Regions from separate parts of the Homo sapiens genome. Here region 2 is linked to region 1. The links are chromatin loops, found by intact Hi-C in ENCODE. Cell type or tissue: dorsolateral prefrontal cortex. All regions are shown on one strand. Region 1 has its middle 74 kb from the start of LINC00365. Region 2 overlaps LINC00365 (long intergenic non-protein coding RNA 365).

What was found. A loop is a pair of places that touch in the nucleus more often than their neighbours do. Peaks named below come from ENCODE experiments on the same cell type or tissue, not always from the same donor. Only the 100,000 strongest peaks of a DNase experiment are listed, where the experiment ranks them.
Region 2: it touches region 1 in a loop (2.2-fold over the local background); 5 of 110 quality-filtered maps call a loop at or near these places.

Annotation. Positions count from the first base shown.
Region 1 is chr13:30,032,297-30,037,296 of GRCh38, forward strand. No RefSeq gene overlaps it. Among named protein-coding and RNA genes, the nearest start is that of LINC00365, 74 kb to the right of the region's middle. In dorsolateral prefrontal cortex, no CTCF peak of the experiment used is centred here; no DNase peak of the experiment used is centred here; H3K4me3 peaks cover 851 bases; H3K27ac peaks cover 1,262 bases.
Region 2 is chr13:30,103,221-30,108,220 of GRCh38, forward strand. It overlaps LINC00365 (long intergenic non-protein coding RNA 365), which reads right to left. Exons shown (of 2, transcript NR_046998.1): 2 at 1-2,475. Among named protein-coding and RNA genes, the nearest start is that of LINC00365, 3.2 kb to the right of the region's middle. In dorsolateral prefrontal cortex, a CTCF peak has its summit at 2,409 (motif pointing left); no DNase peak of the experiment used is centred here.

The DNA.
Region 1 (5,000 bases):
TCACCTCTCCATCTCTCCCTCATATTTTCATGGGTTCATTTGCAAAGGCTGATAAAGAAAATTGCCACAAGCTGCTGTAGCAGTGGAAACGTAGCTTATGTTGTGTGCGGGCATGCATAATGTGTGCTCACACGTGTGTGTGCAGGTGTGAGCATGTGTATCTCTGTGTCTGTGTGGTGCATATTTGTGCATCTCTGTGCTCACATATATATGCATATATGCATGTGTTTGTGTGTGCATGGGTGTGTGTGTGAATACATTGTGTGTCTTATGCATGCACATGTGTTCACCTCTGTGTGCATGCATGTGCACTTACGTGTGTGCACTTGTCTGTCTGCATGCATGTGTGTGCTTGTGTGTGTTTGCAGCAGGCAGCAGCAAGTAGCATAGAACACTGCGATGTCACTGTCTGCAGGTAGCCGCCCCACCTGCCAGCAGAGAAGAGGAATGGGCTGTATTTACCACTATTAAATTGCTTGCTACTGGGCCTCTGCCTTCACTGCTTTTGTTTTTGCTTTGTTGTTATTGTTTGTTATTTTTCCACATGGGTTTGCTCTCCTGAGTGAGATTATAAATTGCTCAAGGACAAAACCTTGTTATATTTTGTGTGTGATTATGATGCAGTTCCAAGGCAGCTCCTCCTGTCATCTTTGTTCAGACTCTCCCTGACCCCCACGTGGTTACACCACTGCCTCTTTATTTTGGCTCCTGGAGTAAGTCTTCATATCTGCAGACCGTCAGGAAGGGTCCAGACCCCAGAGCCAGCTATTGGTGTGAGAGTGGGTTTCTGGCAATGATTCCCAGCGAATGCATCCACTGAGCCCTCCCCAGTTCAGTGCTGTGTGGTACACATTTGAGAGCTCACCAGCCATGGCTGGGACTGCAATGGGAACACATTAAATCCTCCAACTTCCACCCACAGGTGACAAAGGGGACACTCTACTGATTATGCTCCTTGGTTCCCTGGTGCACTGTCCACCTTTTTCTGCATGCTCTGTGCCCTGGAAGCTAATGCTAAGTCTACATCATGCCAGCTTGCTTGCCCCCTACCAGTTGGGTTCAGCCACAGGAGGCTGAAGATGAGGGGAGAGAGAGGTCAAGGTATGTGTCCCCACCTCCCATTTCTTCCCTGCCAAAGGCAGCCTGGCAAAGGCTGACATTTTTTCTGGCTACAGCTCCTGTTGGGTGGATCTTCTTGACAGAATCTTCTTTGGGGCTCAATGGCCACTGGCACTGATAACACTATTTCCCCTCTGTCCCTTAGGGCTGGGCTAGCAATGGCTGCTCCAGTTACTACCCCTAGGGGCCTGAACATCCCTCATGGGGTCCCTTAACCCTGCCAACCCTCACAAGTAGTCCGCTCACTAAACTTTCCTTAGACAAATCTTTTGAAGGACGATCTCCCTCCACCACTCTGTCTGATAAAGCCATAAAATGTGCGCTCTTCAAGGGCAGGGCTCTGCCTGAGTCATTGTTAAGCATCCCCAGTGCTTAGCTTAAGTAGGTCATCAACAGATGTTTGTTAAAGAAACACTGGTTGGATGAAGAATGAATAACTTGCATGAATGGATGGTCTGGAAACTATAATGGTGAATGAGTCAGTGATATTTATAGCACAGTAAAACAAAAACCCAGCCACCTCCTCCCCTACCTCCCTGTCAAAAGAAGGGCCTTCAAGAGGAAGGAGAGGGAGACACTTGAGTAGGATGGCTATGGCATGTAGCACGACAGGGAAGACATCCGCTGCTGGAGCTCCTCATCCAACCCTCAGGAACAGCAGCACAGTTATTGGAAACGGACTCAAGCTTCCTGGCACACAGTGTCTGTCTGTGGAGAAGCCAAACCATGTCTCTCCCAAATGCAGACCATGAAATAAAAGGCAACTGGAGAGGGTATCATTTCCCTTTTATAGCTCAAATGAGAAAGAAAGGAGAAGGAAGAGAGTGGCCCATTGTCTGTGAGGGCAGAGAAGGAAAGGATGTCTGCTTGCAGAGAGGGCAGATTTTAAGAATGAATGAACCACATTTATGACAGGAAGCTCTTCATGAGTGTCCTCCCTATCTCCTGTCTTAGAGCAGAAATACTTTCAAGCAAGTATCTGTTTGCATTATCCTTTTTGCATTACTGCCCAGAAAAGAATTGCATGTGGCACTTACGTTACATAAATGTAGATCCAGCCCCACTGTATGTGACTGCGCAGATGTGTAATATGAATGGTGGAAGGAATCCAGCATGGGAAGAGGGAAAGCTGTGTCTGGCTCTCGCTAGATCTGATGCAAGTCCTTTGCCTCTCTAGAATTCTCTTTTCCCTTTGATAACATAGGGGATTACAACATTATCTCCCTGGATCCCTCTCAGATTGATGTTATGTAACTGTGGTTTCATGATCATGTTCCGTGTGTCCATGTTGCCCAAAACAAGACCAGATCCATGGCTGTGAAAGAATGATTAACATAGATTCAAAGTTCTTTACTCACTGAAGCAAGAAAGTGGAATAAATAAGCAATTTAGAAGGATTTTCAATAACAAGGGCTGAAGTAAGAAAGTATTTTTGTTTAATGCTTGATTTTCCTCCAAATGAAGTTTATATGTCCTAAGCATTTTAAATTACGCTTTGTCTTAAGTATTTTTAAATAGCTTTCCACCAATTCCCAATACTTTTCTTTAGAGTGTATATAATTTCCATGAGGTTTAAAAAAAGGAAGAAAAATACAAATTGAATTTATTTAGGTAATGCTCACTAGGGTTTTCTTTTGGTCCATTTAATGATAAACTGTCTCCAATATTTATAGATATCCTGTGCTCGAGGTTTTTTGTTTTTCTTGTAGTATCTACAGGGATGAAAATCTTAAGTAGGCAATAAGATTTGTAAACAATTTATTTGCTGTGTATTGAGTTGCATTTATCAAATCGAGTTTAAAATGTACCAAGCGAAACAAATTGGGTTGGAATGAATCCGTTTATGAACTTTATTTCATTTGAATTGCAGACTCAGTATGAAGTCAGAACGCTGCTTGTTCGATCCATTACAACTTCTAAGACAAGACCGTGGTGTGGTCCCTGACAAACTGATCTCTGGTTCCTTCAAAAACCCTCTCCCCTTTCTCTTCACTGTCTCCTGTAGCCCTTAGCAACTGACATTGATAATTACTTTTTCCATTCAGTTCAACCAAATTTATTGGGTGCCAGGCTCCGTGCGTGGTGGGTTTAGGGTGTGAGTCTGGTGTTTTCTATAACATGCAGTGAGGGGTGTGTCTCATAGAACTTGGCGTTAACAAACTCCTTAGGCTATACTGATTGTCTATTAGTATTAGTAATTTATTGTTTACAGATTATTCTCCACTAATACATTGTTCCTTCAAAGCTGGCTGCCTTGGCTGATTACCCTAATCTCATTATGTAGAGAGGAAAGGAAAGCTCGACAGGTGCAGGAACACCCCTGAGTCCAGTTGTATGAATACAAATATCAAAAACAAAGTCCATGGAGACACAGACCCCACTTCCTCCCCAGCCTCCTCTCTCTGTTGCTTTCTGGCAGCCCATGCTCTGGCCCACCTGAATTCCTTTCAGGTCCTCAGACACACCCACTTTCTATCACCTGCACACTCTTGTATTAATATTCACTCATCTGTCTGCCCAGCACTGACCTCTCGCTGTCACCGCGTTTCGGGTCGCAAATAGCTACCTCTTCCCTCAACCTTTCCCCCCACGGACACCCCTGCACCCCACACGAAGTACTTGTTGAAATAGAGCTTCTGGCCAGGCACAGTAACTCGCGCCTGTAATCCCAGCACTTTGGGAGGCCAAGGTTGGTGGATCACCTGAGGTCAGGAGTCCGAGACCAGCCTAGCTAACATGGTGAAACCCCGTCTCTACTGAAAATAAAAAAAATTAGCTGAATTAGCTGGGTGTGGTGGCGGGTGCCTGTAATCCCAGCTATTCCAGAGGCTGAGGCAGGAGAATCGCTTGAATCCAGGAGGCAGAGGTTGCGGTGAGCTGAGATCATTCCACTGAACTCCAGCCCAGGCAACGAGGGCGAAACTCCACCTCAAAAAAAAAAAAGAAAGAAAGAAAGAAAGAAAGAAAGAAAGAAAGAAAGAAAGAAAGAAGGAAGGAAGGAAGGAAGGAAGGAAGGAAGGAAGGAAGGAAAGAAAGAAAGAAAGAAAGAAAGAAAGAAAGAAAGAAAGAAAGAAAGAAAGAAAGAAAGAAATAGAGCTTCCTCAAGGGCAAGGAGCATGCCTGCTTCTCTTCTGTTCTCTTTGAGATTGGGATGCACCAACCAACATGGTAGCTCCTCGGTCAGTATTTGTTGAATGAATTTCTGAAGAGGTGAATTGATGGGAGAAGAAATGACAGGGTCGCTCTGACTTTGCTTCCATAGCCACCTAAGCTCTCACACACCCAGCCCTGCACCAAAGCAATTGCGGGGGATCAGGAGAAAGAATTCCTGTCTTCAATGCCAACCACCCCAAGGCTTGTGCCTAGAGTGAGTTTGGACACAATACATTCAGCTAATGATGATAGAACGTCGCTTGTGCATAATGACTAAGGAGTAGAGTACAAGGCAGGGTGAAAAAAACAAATGAAATCAAAAGAAGCGAAATAGCCTCCAATGGTCTTGCAAATAAAACTCAACCTGCATGAAAATCAATGAGAAAAAAATAATTCGTCATGAAAATGATGGAGGCATATTCACAGCTGGCCGGTACTGTACAGACTCCTTCAGATCATCTCAGAAACTTAGTCTCCTTTCGCGCTGCCACAGGCAGCTTTAGCCGACCCTGTGCTCGGGGCTGACCCAGGGCCCCTGATCCCACACTGTGGCCCTTGATGGTGGCCTTGAGGCCTGGCTCCCAGGCACTCCTGCTTTGAGTGATGCTTCGTGATTAGGTCTTGTCCAGACCATGTACAGGATGCCCAGTTAACTTCGAATTTATGATAAACAACAAATAATGTTTACTGTGTGTCCCAAATATTGTACACTTGTACTAAAAAAGTAC
Region 2 (5,000 bases), 71 kb after region 1:
CAAGAGTTACATGATGAAGAGCAAACAAAACACATAATTCTTTTGCTAAAGTGGAGGATGCATTCCAAGGACATACTTCTTGGTTTGACAGTTCATTTCTAGAGGCAGAAATATTGCAGGCAATCATCAGATGTAGCCCAAGGCAGCAGACAAGGGTTTATCTTGCAAACATCATGAAATACTTTATAAATTAGGCAATTTCAGTCTGCAAGAGATAAAGACATACTCAGCTTGTCTCAGTGGAGGTCTATCAGTTAGGATTCTTAATATTGCATGTGACAAAAGACCTAACTCAAGCTGCATTAAACAACAAAGAGGACGTATTGGCTTCATAACTGAAAAGTCTAGACACAGGACGTCCTTCTTCGGGAAAGGCATGATTCTGTGGCCTACTGATGTACCAGCGGACAAGTTCCTCTCTGTGGTTTACTTGCCAGCCATGCATTTCTTTGACCTTAGGTTGCACAAGGTCATTCAGGTTCTCCTTTCATGGAAACAAAAGGGCTGCAGCCACCCCACCCTCTCATCCTCATAACCCCTGAGCTAGAGAAGAGAGCATTTTTCTTCCAGAATCTTCTGCAGTGAGTCTCAAACCTGACTGATGAGCAGAATCACACGACAAGCTGATTTCTAGAGTCCCATGCCAGCATCTCCACCCAAACTTGGTGTATCTGGTATATGGCCTGAGAATCTTCAATTATTGAATATCCTTTACAGAAAACTCTAAAGGAGAAACCAAAATTGTCCCATAACTCCACCTTTCAGATGACACTTACTGAAGTTCTCCACTAAAACTAATCAATGCACAAAGTAGGAAGTAGGAAAATCAAGCAGTACTGAATGAAAGGTAAGAACCTCTCTTCTCATCCTTCCCTCAAAGTTGCCACTGTTATCAGCTTCTTGTAGATTTTCCATTGAAAAAGAATTTGTGCATTTACCAAAGTATATGGTGTGTCATTTTAAAAGTTATGTGGAAAATGGATTACACCATTTATACTGCTCTGCTGCTTGATTTTTTCATTGCACAACATAACTCAGAGACTGCTCTATATCAGCAAATGGAGTTCCTACTAAATCTCTTTAAAAGATCTAAGAGTGTGCCACAGTTTATTTATCCAGGTTCCTATTGATGGACATTGAGGTTGTTTGCTATACAAATAATGCTGCTGTGGGCATCCATTCTTGCCGACGTTGATACTCTTCTGTGGGAAATTTCAGAATCAGCTCCCATCAGTAGAATTGCTGGGTCAAAGGTTACTCATGTTTTAAAAATGTTGATGTATGTTGACAAAATTCCTTTAGTTGAAATTTACTAGTCTGGTCTCTATTACCATTTCGAACTTCACAAATTGTGCCCTTAGTTACACGCGGGTGCCTTATGGCAGTATGGGATGGGGGCGCAGAGAATCTATGTTTTTAAAAGTTCATCATGTGATTCAGAAGCTCATGCAGGTGTGAGAACCACCGCCCCACCTTGTCACACAGGTGCCAAAATCCACCAAGTTTGCATTCACTGGCATCTGCTTCCATACTCTCATCAGCAATGGGCATCATGAAACTTTATAATTTTTGCTAATCAGATTCATGAAAAGTGGTCTGGCATTGTTCTGATTTGCGTCTCTTTATTTCTGAGGAAGGATGAGCAGCTCTTCATATGTTTCTTGGTCACTGGTATTTCTTTTCCATGTTCTGCCAGTTCAGATTCCTGGCCCAGCATTTATTGAGTTGTTTGTATATTTCTTATTTATAGACATTTGTTGCAAATTAAAGAAATTAGTGTGTCTTCCATCTATATTCCAAATACTGTTTTCCCCTTGTTTATAATTTCTTCTGACTGATTCATGAGTTTGTTTGTTTGTTTAGCTTTACAGAAGGATTTTGCTTCATTCTGTTTTAATATGGTGATATTTTTAAATCTTTGGTCTTTATGGTTTCTGGAGGAATCAAGTTTTTAAAACTCCCCAGGTGATTCTGATGAGTTTGAGAGTCACTGTCTTACAGGATATAAATAAGGAACCGAATACAGTCCCTACCCTTTGGGGTTTACAACTGTATGGGAGAAAGACGAGCTTATACATAAAAGAGAACAAGAGATAAAGGGCACTGCGAAGTTTCAAATGAGCCATGCAGATTCTTGGCTTGGCATCAAGAGCCTGCCCACTCCACGCTCCTCTCCTCAGCACCCTTTCCTCTCAGATCCTCGTGGAGGTGAGTGGGAGATCCCATCAGGCAGCAGAAGGCAGAGAAAAGCCAGCCACACAGTGGAGGGGAGGTGGCCAGGCCAGGGCGGCAGCGTAGAACAGTGGAAGCGAAGCCTTCAGGCCCGAGAGAACAGGCTCCTGGTCTCAGAGTGCTCTTAGAGGCCATCGTCCCCCTCCTACCTCCAGGGCCCGGGAGGCCTGGCTGCAGGGGTGGCCCTGCCCTCTTCTGGACAAGCCATGAGGTAGAGTCCTTTCCTCCTCTATCTTGCCCAACCTTAGAAAATCAAGTAAATAAATAAAAGGAACACTTGAGTCAGTTTTTGCTTTGTTCCATTAGAAATTCTGAGAAAAGCTAGATTTCCATGGGCTTCAGTGGGGAGAGGAGAGCATAAAGTTTCATGAAGGGAACCAAGCAGAGTTCCAGCATGGGGCCTCTGGAGGGAAGGAACTGGTTCTCACTCAACCCTGTTTCCCTCACAGCTTCTAGAACAGGGTCCTAGATTAGATATACTGCGTCCTGAATGAATGAATCAATCAATGGGAATGTATTCGAGCTGGGCGTGGAAAGACTAAGGATAAGGACCATTTCTTTATTTTCCTAGTGAACAAGAGTGCCTGATACACAGTAAGTACCTAATAGTGTTGATGTTATCAGGGGAGGTGAGGATGATGGTGTGAGCAAAGGTGCAACATTAAGAACACAAAAATCACATTCACAGGACAGTGAGGGTAGCTTATTTCATGAAAGATTCTGTGAAGAAATTAGACACAGAAAAACAAGTTGGGAGCCTCAAATGCCAGGTAAGGAAGGTGGAGTTCTATCTGTCTACAGGTAGAGTCACTGATGACTGTGTTCAGGCCACGACATGGTTAAAATCAGTGTTTTAGGAAGACTTGTTTGGTGGCATAAAGCAGGATGGATTAGAAGTTAGAAGGAAATTCAAAAACACATTTGCTCATTATCTTCTTCTTCAAAAAATGTAGTCATATTCAGTACATTAAAATAATCCAATAATATTGATTCAATTATGAATCCAATATCTGATTATGAAACATAATAATAAACCCACCATCCCACGTGAGACCTAGAGCCTTGCCAATACTACCAAAGATGCCTGTGCCTGATACCCTTTGGTTTGGGTGTGATTTCTACACAAATCCATTGGATTGACTTTCTTCCCTCCATCTGATTCTAGTCTCCCTGAGGTCCAAGAACACCTTCCAATTCCAGCTCCATCGTACCTGGAGTCCTCCCACCCCAGCATTCAGGATGAAATAGAGGTAAGATGAGAATGAACATGCGATGATGAATAACAGATCACTCAAGATTTTGAAATTTATAAGTAAAATTATTTTCTACAGTTTTAATTATGGTGACTCATGCAATTTTGGTGTAATTAGCCTTTTATTCTTACTCATTTTAATTATGAAATAAATATGCAAATTTATGCTAATAGTATAGTTAAGGAAATTATCCATTGCATTTGAGGAAGCACTCAGGCAAATTTTAAAATGGGATCATAGTTCTGACAGTTACAGAAATGGACATGAAAACAACAGGCAGAGTTCCCTGAATACACAGTGAACATGGCCCTAGAAATAGAGCTTTCATGAGACGTTCCGAGAGAAATGAATGTTTTCCCGTCCATTCCTGCTGGGCCTCCTAGATTCAGATCCAAGCCTGTATCTCTGGGTCTGCTTGTGTGCTAAAGCTCCCAAGGATATGAGCTGAGCCAGATCACCTTTATTCCCAGGGTTTCCAGAAACACAAGGGGCAACGTGACTGTTGTCTAACTATCAGTTACCGTGTACTTCTTCTGTGCGCTGGTGTTCCGTAATCCCCCTGAAGCTGCGATGCCTGCAGTCAAGACTCAACCAATGGTGGAGTCAAGAATCACCACCCAGCAACAAGAGTCATTGCAAAATAACTGAAGTTCCTTATATGCGTTCTTAAATGCTGAAACAGAGACACATGGCCCACAGAAATACTTCCTTAAATTTCCTTCCCTTTCCACCTATTGTCCTCATACTCCAGCACCTCTCTCCTCAAGATTTCCTGAAGAACTCCTCCCCAGCCATAGCCCAAGTAAGCAGAGAGGCATTCTGACCATGGCGGCCCCCTTCCCAGGGCAGCAGAGGGCGAGTCAGCTGAGATGCCAAGCCTTCTCTGATGGGCAGGGGAGCGAGGCCCGGGAACCCTCATGCACGACTCATTGTCATTGCATCCTCACTGTTGAATTTCCTGGATGTGTCAGACCATGAGCCTTGGCAGTGGAGAAACCAGGCATCTGCAGGCAGAAGCCCAGCCATAGAATAGCAAGTCACACAGGCCTGTATTGCCCGGCAATGCAACACGTGTAAGTGGCTGCGGGACTCCCTGCACTCAGCACCAGTGATGAAATCTGTCAGCAGAGATGTAAAGAATCATGTGATCTGGCCGGGGGCGGTGGCTTATGCTTGTAATCCCAGGGCTTCAGGAGGCTGAGGCAGGAGGATTGCTTGAGGCTAGGAGTTTGAAACCAGCGTGGGCAACACAGTGAGATCCCATCTCTACAAAACATTTAAAAATTAGCATGACATGGTGGTGTACACCCATAGTCCCAGTTACTCAGGAGGCTGAGGCAGGAGGATCACTTGAGCCTAGGAGTTCAAGGCTCCAGTGAGCCGTGACGGCACCACTGCACTTCAGCCTGGGCAACCGAACAAGATCTTAACTTTTTTTTTTTAAAAAAGGAAGTGGGGAATCATCAGATATAAATAAATGGTAAGGTTATAAACCCAAGCATCACCAGCAGCTAC